Linked DNA regions of Homo sapiens: region 2 is linked to region 1. A link is an interaction called in ENCODE POLR2A ChIA-PET data of the cell type or tissue named here. Cell type or tissue: Panc1. All regions are shown on one strand. Each heading gives the region's core, and the rest is flanking DNA. Links, peaks and the distances in the headings are about the cores only.

Region 1 (6,265 bases), core at 1,236-5,235:
TTCTCCCTTTCTCCCTCCCTCTTTCTCTCCCTTCCGGTGTCCCTCCTTCCACCCATCCTTTCCTAGCTCCATCCTTCCATCTCACTCTCTCCGTTCTTGTCCTCATCTCTGCCTGCCTTTCCTCTTGCCTGGAAAGGGCAGCACCTCGGTTTGCACGGGGTCTCGGGTCTACATTTAGTTGCAAGGCGCTCCATGGTGCTGGCAAGGAGGCTGACGGGAGAAGGGTTGGCAAGTGATGGTGAGCGAAGAGGCAGAGGAGTCGAGCCGCAGAAAAGAGAACTGGCCTGGCTTCTGCCCCGGCCCAGTGTTTCGCGAACTGAGGTCTCCGCCAACCTGACTGAAGAACGCGGTGGAAAAAGGGATGAGAGCTCCGCCTGGGCTAGTTAGAAATCCTAGGCTGCTGCCTGGAAACCCGCGCATGCGCAGTAGACAGCCCACTTCCGGGTACCTGGACCGGCCCTGGGATCCCCGGGATGCTCAGGAATTCTTTATTGTCATTCTTGACAGCAGTCCTCTGTATGGAGTCTATCGCTGGACCTGGAACTCAGGGATCCTAGGCAGGTCAGCTGGAAGGGAAGACACGCCTCTCCATACCAAGCCTGAGGTTCACCGCGAAAGAGAGGCCGCCGCTCTGCCCCCAGCCCGCCCCAACCCCGCCCCAACCTGCTCCTCCAGCAGAGTCCAGTGTTCGTTCTGGCTGAGGAGTGGTTCCAGCAAAACGGGCTCTTCCACGTCCTTCAGCTCCCCCAGTGGCGCCAGATCTAGGAAATGTTGTGCCTTTTGCTGAAACTCTGGGGTTTACAGGAGCTCATCTAACAGGCTGGAGGTGAGTGCAGACGAGCTTCCCGGCTCCTGGAGCGGTTGGGAGGCGCCTGGATGGCTGGCATCTGTGCTTGACGCGGAGGCCTCCGGAGGTGGAGGTGCCCCGTCTTTGGGTTCCCACGCCGCCCTGGCAACCTGGGGCTCCAGCACCACCACGGACTCCGGTGGGACGTGGGTGGCACAAGCACACCTTGCCCCTGTGACTCAGCTTGAGGGGGCCCAAACTGAACACGCGCCCAGCAGGCCGTCGCGCAGCAGTTTCTGGTCTTCCTGTCATTTGTTGGGGTGCGGAGGCCACCAGGGAGTCTGAGGATGGGAGAGCCCCAGTTCTGGAGGAGCCAGGGCAGGGAACACAAAGCCCCACATGTCCAGGCAGGTTGGGAGAGTCCTTCTTCCTGCGCAGCCTGGCTGGGCTGGAGCAGGGGGATGGCCCTTGCTGCCTGGCTCACGAAAGCCCCCTGTGGGAGAGCCCCAGGGGCGCAGGGCATGTGGGGTGTGGGAAGCGCAATTCCCCATGCCCTGTTGTGGGTGAACTGGATAGAGGAGGGAGGAGGGTGACACCCACCAGGGGTGCCAATTAGTAACCACAGTGACCTCAAAGAACTCAAATGAAAGGAAGACTTGCACGTCTCTCACTTGAAGTCCAGAGCTAGAAATGATCAAGCTTAGTGAAGATGTAGAATTTTCATAGCTAGAGAGAAATCAACACTTGGCTTCAAAACTTCAAAGGATGGGCTGACTCTCTTTGAGGACCACTGCAGCTGGTGACTTTAAGTTACAGCCAGTGCTCATTGACCACTCTGAAAATCTCAGGGCCCTTAAGAATTATGCAAAATCTATTCTTTCTGTGCTCTAGAAATGGAACATCACTGTCTGGGTGACAGCACAACTGTTAATAGCATAGTTTACTGAATATTTTAATCCCACTATTGAGACCTACTGCTCAGAAAAAAAAAAAAGTGATTCCTTTAAAAAGATTGTTGCTTGGCCAGGCATAGTGGCTCACACCTGTAATCCCTGCACTTTGGGAGGCCGAGGATCACCTGAGGTCAGGAGTTCAAGACCAGCCTGGCCAAAATGATGAAACCCAATCTCTAATAAAAATACAAAAAAATAGCGGGGCAGGGTGGTAATACCTGTAATTTCAGCTACTCGGGAGGCTGAGGCAGAAGAATGGCTTGAACCCTGGAGGCGGCGGAGGTTGCAGTGAGCCAAGACCACACCACTGCACTCCAGCCTGGGCAACAAAAGCGAAACTACGTCAAAAAAAAAAAAAAAAAAAAAAGGAAAGGAAAGAAAAAGAAAAAGGAAAAAAAGATTGCTGCTTATTGACAATTCACCTAGCTACCCAGAAGCTTAGATGGAGATGTACTTGGAAATTAATGTTATTTTCATGGCTGCTAATACAATATTTACCTTCAGCCTGTGGATCAAGGAGTGGTTTTGACTTTCAAGTGTTTTTATTAATTAATAAATGCATTTTGTAAAGGTATAGCTATCATAGATAGCGATGTCTTTGATGAATCTGGATAAACTGAATTGAAAACCTTTTGGAAAGGATTCACCATTAATCCTTTCATGATATTTGAACCTCCTCCCGTGAATCACAAATGTCCTTAATAGCAATCCTTAAATGCCATTAAGGACATTTGTGATTGATGGGAGGAGGTTGAAATATTAACATTAACAGGAGTTTGGAAGAAGTTGATTCCAGCCCTCATGGATGACTTTGAGGGCTCAGGATGTCAGTGGAGGAAGTCCCTGCAGACGTGGTAGAAATCGCAAGACAACTAGAATTAGAATTAGGGCCTTAAGGTGAGATGAAATTGCTGTAAACTCATGATGAAACTTGAACAAATAGGGAGTTGCTTCTTGTGGACGAGCAAAGAAAATATTTTCTTGAGATGGAATCTAATCCAGGTGGAGATGCTATAAACATTGTTGAAATGACAACAAAGGATTTAGAATATTCCATAAACCTAGTTGATAAAGCAGCAGCAGGGTTTGAGAGGGTTTACTCCAATTTTGAAAGAAGTTCTGCTGTTGATAAAATGCTGTCAAACAGCATCACATGCTACAGGGAAATCTTTTGTGAAAGGAACAAACTTCATTGTTTTAAGAAATTGACACAGGCACCCAACCTTCGGCAGCCCCCACACTGATTAGCCAGCAGTCATCAATATATAGGCAAGACCCTCACCAGCAAAAAGATTATGACTTGGTGAGGCTCAGATATTCATTAGCATTTTTTAGCACTGATGTATTTTAACTTAAGGTATGTACACAGTTTTTTAGACGTGCTATTAATTACTAATTAATAATTATTAAATACTCATTAGACTACAATATAGTTTAAGCATAACTTTTATAAGCACTGGGAAACAAAATGTTTATGCAACTAACTTGATTGTAACATTTGCCTTATTGCAGTAGTCTGGAACCAAACCCACCCTATCTCTGAGGTGTGCTTGTAGGTTTTTGGTTGTAACATTTGCCTTATTGCAGTGGTCTGGAACCAAACCCACACTATCTCTGAGGTGTGCTTGTAGGTTTTTGGTTGTAACATTTGCTTTATTGCAGTTTTCTGGAACCAAACCCACAATACCTCTGAGTATGCTTGTAGGTTTTTGGTGGTTCTTTGTTTGGAGATGGGGTTTCGCTCTGTCACCCAGGCCAGAGTGCAGTGGCATGATGATAGCTCACTGCAGCCTCAAACTGCTGGGTCAAGTGATTTTTCTACCACAGCCTACTGAGTGGCTGGGACTACAGGCATGCAGCACTATGCTTGGCTATTTTTTTTAATTTTTTTTTGTAGAGACGGGATCTCACTATGTAGCCCAGCTGGTCTTGAACTCCGGGACTGAAGCAATCCAGCCACTTCAGCCTCCAAAAGTGCAGCCATTACAGGCTTGAGCCACTGCACCCAGCTTGTCTGCAGTTCTTAAAACAAAAACGGCCAGGTGCCATGTCTGACGCCTGTAATCCCAGCACTTTGGGAGGCCAAGGCAGGTGGATCACAAGGTCAGGAGTTCGAGACCAGCCTGGCCAAGATGGTGAACCCAGTCTCTACTAAAAATACAAAAATTAGCCCGGCGCAGTGGTGGGCAACTGTAGTCCCAGCTACTCGGGAGGCTGAGGCAGGATAATTGCTTGAACCCTGGAGGCGGAGGTTGCAGTAAGCCGAGATCGTGCCACTGCACTCCCGCCTTGCGACAGAGCAAGATTCCATCAAAAAAAAAAAAAAAAGAACAAACGTAATTTAAAAGATTAAAATTAAGATAGATTTTTACAAATGTATATATCTACCATTACAGTATCATACAGAATGGTTTTACTGCCGTGAAGATTCTCTGTGCTCTGTGTATCATCTCTTCCTTCCCCTTGGTCCATGGCAACCACTGATCTTTCTACTGTTCCCATAGTTTCACCGTTTCCAGAACGTCATATAATTGGAATCGAACAGTACGTAGACTTTTCGGATTGGCTTCTTCTTTTAGCAATATGCATTTAAGTTTCCTCCATGTATTTTTTTGTGGCTTGATAGATCATCTCCTGTTAGCGGTGAATAATATCCCATTGCCATTATACTTTTGTCAAGACTCAGAAAGTACAATGTGAAGAGTAAATAAGTATGAATGTGCACTGTAAACTTTGAGTGATACTGAAGGGTCAAGATAGGTTCCTGGTTGTCACAGGTGTGCTCCTGTGAGGCAGGAAGCTGTAGTGGGGAGGCTGTGTGTGGGGAAAGGGACATATGAGAAGTCTGTACTCTCTGCTCCATTTAGCTGTGAACCTGCACTTCTCTAAAAAATAAAATTAGTTAAAATTAAGAGCAAAAAATTAGAAAAATTAAAACATTACAATGTGTCATATAGTTTTCAAATCACAAGATAGAAAAATACATAATAAAAGAAACTATAGAAAACAACAAGGATAGGAATAAAAAACATCAGTGATAGAAGGCAGAAGACAGAAACGTGGAGCCAAACACATTAATTTATTTTAATCATTAGTTATACTCATTTATATTAATTTATATTGATTTAACATATTAATTTTGACTAAATGGCATTAAAGGAGTTTTGAGGAATTTGCATGTCACATTCTGGATGAGAGAACTCAATAATATTAACTCTTTAGTTTGCTGTAAATCATTTAAAAATATGCTCAAATTCCAATAAAAATTCCAAGAAAAATATTTTCGAAGAAGAAAATGTTATTTTAAATCCACATATTGAACACACATGAGAGCCAATTTTATAAAATTTACTATAAGATATTTAAGATTGTTATTAGTATTCAAAATTAAACAAATTTGAAATGGCACAAAAATAAACACATTAATGAAAGAGAATCAAAAACACAGAAATTGAGTGTAATTTTATCTAGTAACAGGGTAATAATTTAAACCCACAAAACAGAGCGATTTTTGCATTTATGATGTTAAAATATTGGGTAATGATTTGAGAATATAAAATGATAGAATTGAATCCTGGTCCCACAACTTACATAAAAGTTAATTCCAGTATTAAATGTAAAAAAAAAAAAAAAAAGAGAGAAAATAAAATTAGATGTACCTGTGTTTTATGACCTTGAGAATGAATGAATGTCTTCTAAAATCAAAACTGCAAACAGAAACTATATAAAAAGGGATAAACCTAACGTACCTAGAACGTAAATTCTTACACATTTCAACACCAAGTAAATAGCACAAAACAAACTGGGGAAATTTTTACAACAATTATATTAGATGAAAGTTAAAATCCTTATGACATATACAATGTATAAAACAGTATTATTACCACTATTATTAATACCATTATGATTACCTGGTCTTCCCACGCACCAGTCCTCTTCTGGTGCCCTGTGGTGAAACAGAGCCCTTCCTCTCTGGCCACAGTGAGGGATCCAGCAGGAACCCTGCCTAAGCCCTCAGAGGGTGTGAGCCAAGCCAGGACATCACATTCCCTCCTGCAATGATGCAGATACCCACTCACGACAGAGATTTGGTAACTCTCTGGAAAAGCTGTGTAACAATTATTGCAGAAACTTGTTTCTTATGTTCCCAGACACATGGAGAAAGCTGGTCTGGAAGACTGATGTCCACATGCTAAGAGAAGCAGTCACTCATAACACACACTGCACACACCACACCATGTGCACACGCACACACACCCCACACACAGACACCACATAAACAGCACACACACCATGTGCACACGTGAAGGGGTGGCCTGCCCCTCCACACTTGTGGGCGTTTCTCGTTGGGTGTAACAAGAGACTTTAGAAAAGAGACACAGACACAAAGTATAGAGAAAGAAAAATGGGCCCAGGGGAACGGCGCTCAGCATACGGAGGACCCACGCCGTCACCAGTCTCTCAGTTCCCTTAGTATTTATTGATCATTATCGGACGTTTCTCAGAGAGGGGGATGTGGCAGGAC
Region 2 (5,099 bases), core at 1,044-5,043, 440 kb before region 1:
GCTGTAGGATGGAGTTAAAGTTCACAGTCTCATTCTCCAGCCATGTTTTGTCAGCTAATCTGTAGGCAGGCAAAATAGTGTTACAAAAGAAGATAAGGTTTTCTTTTTTCTAAGTTCATTTAGCCAAAAGCTGTTCTAATTTTTAGATATACATCCCAGGGATGTTTCAGTGACAGTAGAGGAAGCGGCTCCCACGGTGCCGAGAGAATCCTGCAACGACAGAACATTTACTGAAGTCCAGGAGGCTGTGGGCATCCCCATGAGCCAAGTGGAACCACCAAGGTGTCCAGCGCATCCCCTTGAAACCCCATTAACTGAAGCTCTAGGAGGTCATAGGCATTTGCCATACACCATCCTATCTACCCCCAGCGGTGGACATCTCCAGCCCTACCGAGATGACCCCCACTGCGGGCTGGGGGGCAGATGTCTGGCTAACAAGCCTTGCCCTAATTCACTGGTTTGTCATTTGTGATGCCCAATTACAACATCTGGAATGCTCAGATGCAATCCCTACGACTAGGCATCTGCATGACTGTGCATCTTTTGTTCAGCAAAGAAAGCCTGCTGGAGAACAATTTCAAGGAGGTGGGAAATGCATAAAGCCTGAAGGGACAGGGTTCTCTTAATGTGCTGCTCAAAACAAAACAAACATTTTTGTAAACAGAAAACCTGACCAGAAAAATACATTACAATGACCACTAGGTGGCGATGGAGTATTGCTGAAGGGACAGCAAACAATAAGCGGAGTCTGAACTGTGGCCAGAAAGATGTGAAACTAAGCGGCAAAGCAGCCCAAATATGAAATATTGAGGGCAACACATGTGGTTAGTGTATTTATCGATACCACAGAAGCAGCAGCCAAAAGGAGAGCGGACATATATTCTCTCTCTAAAGAATATAGTTGACTTAAAAACGTTTCCCCAAGAACTTTACTGAAATAGCACTGGAACAAGCAGCGATAGTTAACCAGGGAGTCTGGAACTGCCATAGTATTCACTGCAAGAAAAGGGAAACTGAAATTAATGAAGCAGACAAAACTCTCCCCAGGTCATGGTACCAGAAATGTTGATGGCTGATGTAATACCTTGTTTCTTATCTTCTTAGTTTAAGAGACACACAGCAAAAGAAGTACAGCATAATTTATTGCAAAAAAAGAGAATATTTTGAAAATTAAGTGCAGAATAGACGGTACGGTCTGAGAAAGAGATTCCAGGGCAGCCTGCTCATAAAAGTGAGACAGAGCTAATTATTGCTGGAGAAACCCTCTTTATGGGAGTTTTGCATGATTATTCATAAGAAGGTGGAAAGAAGTGTTGCAGAAAGCATGTTCTGACTGGTCTTCTGGGTGCACAGTGCAGTAGCTGTACACATTTGTGCATACATTGCATGTCTCAGTAGCATCTTAAATCTCCACCCAGGAATGTGTTTTTTACTGTTAAAATAAACAAAGGGTCAGGTTGAAGACAGATAAAATCAAAATGCAAATGCTTTTTATAAGTAAAAGTCCCTACTGATGATAGCGGGTTTCAAATGACCCCAAGTGCTCCACATCTTAAAAGTTGCTCCCATAAAGCTGGAACACTATCTGTTCCTGAGGTATCAGGTCCCATATGTGGCTCCGAGTCACTGGCAAGCCAGGCCTGACTTGAGATGAGACCATTAATTTCAAGTGTAAAATGCCTAAATAGTCAGCAACTTCAGGTTGCATTTTGGAGCATGTCCACTTAAATGGGTTGATGAAAATGGCTCACAAGACTCACGCCTCGGAGTCTTAGCAGATTTTGTGCGACCCAATAATTAACCTTCTGATGACTAGACTTTCACAGTTGTGAAAAAGGCGACTTTGAGAGTGACATTTCCAGGAAGCCACAGCCCTTGTCACCCCCTGCAGAGCTCTGAAGCTGCTCACAAGCAGGCCAGGTGAAAGATTTCTCTCAAAAACGGTTAAGTGCATGCTCTGGCTAGAGAAAAATGAGGGTTGCGGCACAATCGACTGTGTCTCAGACATCAGGAAAGTTTCCACAGCAGTTTAGGAAAGAAGGCAGCGCCTAGGGCTGCAGAAGACGTAATGCTCTGGAAAGAACCCTGGGTGCAATTGAAAGAGGAACCTGAGAAGGATAGGCTCAATCGGGTGAGGACAAACCGGCCATTTGGGAAAAGGGAAGGTGTCTTCGTAGGGTAATACCCTCCTCAATGCCCAGCCCAGACCTGCCCTCCAGGTGCACCTGTGTACTCACTCTCCTTGCAAAGAGTTGGCATAGCATAAGAACTCAGGAGTGCTTTGGACTCTGGGAAGTCCACACCGCTCTAACCCTCCCTCCAGGGCTATGCACCCCGGATCCTGGTACATGCTGGGAGTATAGTTCTGAAGCCTACCGACAAACAGGCTGAGAGCAGTTAACGGACTACAGCTCCCAGCATATTAGGTGGGGCGCGTACCACTCTGCCCCTTCTTCCAGTTCTGCGCCTCGCCCTGGAGCCTGGCGCATGCTGGGATTGTAGTCCTGTAGCCCTTTGACCAAAGGGTTGGGAGTGTTTATGAGAATACATCTTCCAGCAATCCTAGGGAGGCGCACACAGCCCGGTCTCTTCCTCCAGTGACACGCATTGTCCCTGAGACTAGTGCATGCTAAGATTGTAGTCCTGCAGCTCTTTGAGGAAAGGGCTGGAAGAGTTTATGAGCATATATCTCCCAGCAAACCTAGGGAGACGCACACAGCCCCGCCTCTTTTTCCAGTGACGCGCACTGTCCCTGACCCCGGTGAATACTGGGATGGTAGTCCTGTAGCCACGGGACCGGAAAGTCTGGGAGTCTTTATGAAACTACATCTCCCAGCAAGTAGAAGGAGGCACCCACAGTCCAGTCTCTTCCACCAGTAATGGGCACTGTCCCCGAGCTGTGTGCATGCTGGGACTGTAGTCTTGCAGCCCGGTGATGAAAGGGCTGGGAGTGTTTATGAGACTACATCTCCCAGCAAGCCCACCGAGGGGCGCATGGCCTTGCCTCTTCCTCCAGGGACGCGCACTTTCCCTGAGTCCGGTGCATGCTAGGATTGTAGTGCTGCAGCCCTGTGACCAAAGGACTGGGAGCGTTTATGAGACTGCATCTCCCAGCAAGACCAGCAAGAAGTGCGGAGCCTCGTCCCTTCCTCCAGATATTAGCGCACTCTCCCTGAGCCTGGTGCATGCTGAGATTGCAGTGTTGCAGCCCTGTGACCAAAGAGCTTTGTTATAGTTATCTGTGAAGTATTCAACAAATTACTTTACTTAATTATTACTGGAAGCCAGAACCTCAGTTGCGTTCACTTTTTGGATATTATATGAGTGAAATTGTATAATATGTATACTTTTACATCGACTTTCTTCTATGCAACATTATAGTTATGGTATTAATTCATGATATTGCAGATAGCTATAGTTTGTTTATTTAATTTTTTTTTTTTTTTACTTTGTGGTAAAGTGTACATCAAATTAACCATTTTAGCTATTGTAAGTTTGCAGCTCAGAAAAATTAACTACATTCACATTGTTTTGCAACTATCATTCCCATTCATACGGACCTTCTTTCAACTTGCAGAAACAAAACTCTATACCCATTAAATAAGCTCCTTGTTACTCCCCTCAGGCTTCTAGGAACCACTCTTCTACTTGGGTTTCTAGAATTTCTTTACTCTAAGTATCTCATAATTGGAATGATTCAGTATTTGTTCTTTTATGACTGGCTCGTGTCACTTTGCTCAATGTCCTTAAGGTTCATGCATGACATACCATGTGTCAGAATTTCCTTATTTTACATAGCTGAATAATATTCCACTGTATGTATAAATCACATTTTATCTATTTATTCATTGATGGTAATTCAAACAACACTTGAGTAATTCAAACAGCTTTCTGGTGATGTGAGTAATGCTGCTGTGAACCTAGGTGTATGTGTATTATTTTCTGTCTTTGCTTTCCTATCTTTTGCTACATACCCAGATGTGAAATTGCTGGATCGTATGGTGACATTACATGTAAATTTTTTAGTTACTATGTTGTTATTTTATAGCAGCTGTAGCATTTTACATTTCCACCAACAGTGTACAAGGGTTCTAATTGCTCCACATCCTCACCAACACTTGTGATTTTCTGTTTTGTTTTCTTTCTTTTGGTAGTAGCTATGCTGATGGGTATTAAGCGATATGTCATTTGGGGTTAGATTTGCATTTCACTAATGATGAGTTTTGTTGAGCATCTTTTCATGTGCTTATTAGCCACTTTACAAAATTTTTAGAGAAATGTCTGCTTAGGATTTTGCCAATATTTTAAACAGGTAGTTTGTGTTATTGTTGCTGAATTGTTCTTTGCGTATTCTGGATAGATTCCGATTCATCTATTTTTCTTTTGTTTCTTGTGTTTTGGGTGTCCTGTTAAAAAAAAAAAAAAAACACTGCCAAATCCAGTGTATGACATGTTTCCCCTATATTTTGTTCTAAGAATTTTGTAGTTTTAGCTCTTACATTTAGGTATTTGATCCAGTTAGTTAATTTTTTCTTATGGTATAAGTGAATGGCCCAGGTTCATTCTTTTTACATGTGGGTACCGAATTTCCCCAGCCCTGTTCTGCCTCTGACCGTCGGTCCTGTGTGGGTTTACTTGGAGGTGCTTTGCCTTGGAGAAAGGCGGGTGGACGGTGGTGGGGGCAATACAGCCCTGATAACACCTTGACTTAAGCCCAGTAAGACACGTGAGCAACAGGCCCCCTTGCAGAGGGCAAAGCAACGTGGAATCCGAAACCAAGCTTCAGTCGGCCTGAGTGTGACTCCTGTGTGGACGGGACTATCGGCCTCGCGCTCCTTTGCAGGCTCAACCTGGGGCTATCTCATCTGTGAACCATGTGGATGAAAAATGGACAACCACCCGAGTTTCGGCTCATTGCTCTCTGGGCAATTCTCTCATTCCCTGGGAGACGAAATTCGTCTGAATCGCTCCCGGATGAAGCAACCCAGGCTGGTTATCCGGAGGGCCGGTGAGCGCCCCGCAGACCAACGCGGCTGTGGGCCGAGCACTTAGCCCGCACTGGGCACCCAACATTTTTCCGGAGTGCGAGGTCCTGCTGG

What was found. Peaks named below come from ENCODE experiments on the same cell type or tissue, not always from the same donor. Only the 100,000 strongest peaks of a DNase experiment are listed, where the experiment ranks them.
Region 2: POLR2A ChIA-PET joins it to region 1 with 13 read pairs; 1 of 35 experiments calls an interaction of 5 or more read pairs at or near these places.

What each region holds. Positions count from the first base shown.
Region 1 is chr20:29,877,973-29,884,237 of GRCh38, forward strand. It overlaps the pseudogene DUX4L37. Among named protein-coding and RNA genes, the nearest start is that of FAM242B, 330 kb to the left of the region's middle. In Panc1, for the core only: no CTCF peak of the experiment used is centred there; no DNase peak of the experiment used is centred there; H3K4me3 peaks cover 101 bases.
Region 2 is chr20:29,442,678-29,447,776 of GRCh38, forward strand. No RefSeq gene overlaps it. Among named protein-coding and RNA genes, the nearest start is that of FAM242B, 100 kb to the right of the region's middle. In Panc1, for the core only: no CTCF peak of the experiment used is centred there; a DNase peak (open chromatin) is centred at 2,974; H3K4me3 peaks cover 1,779 bases; H3K27ac peaks cover 474 bases.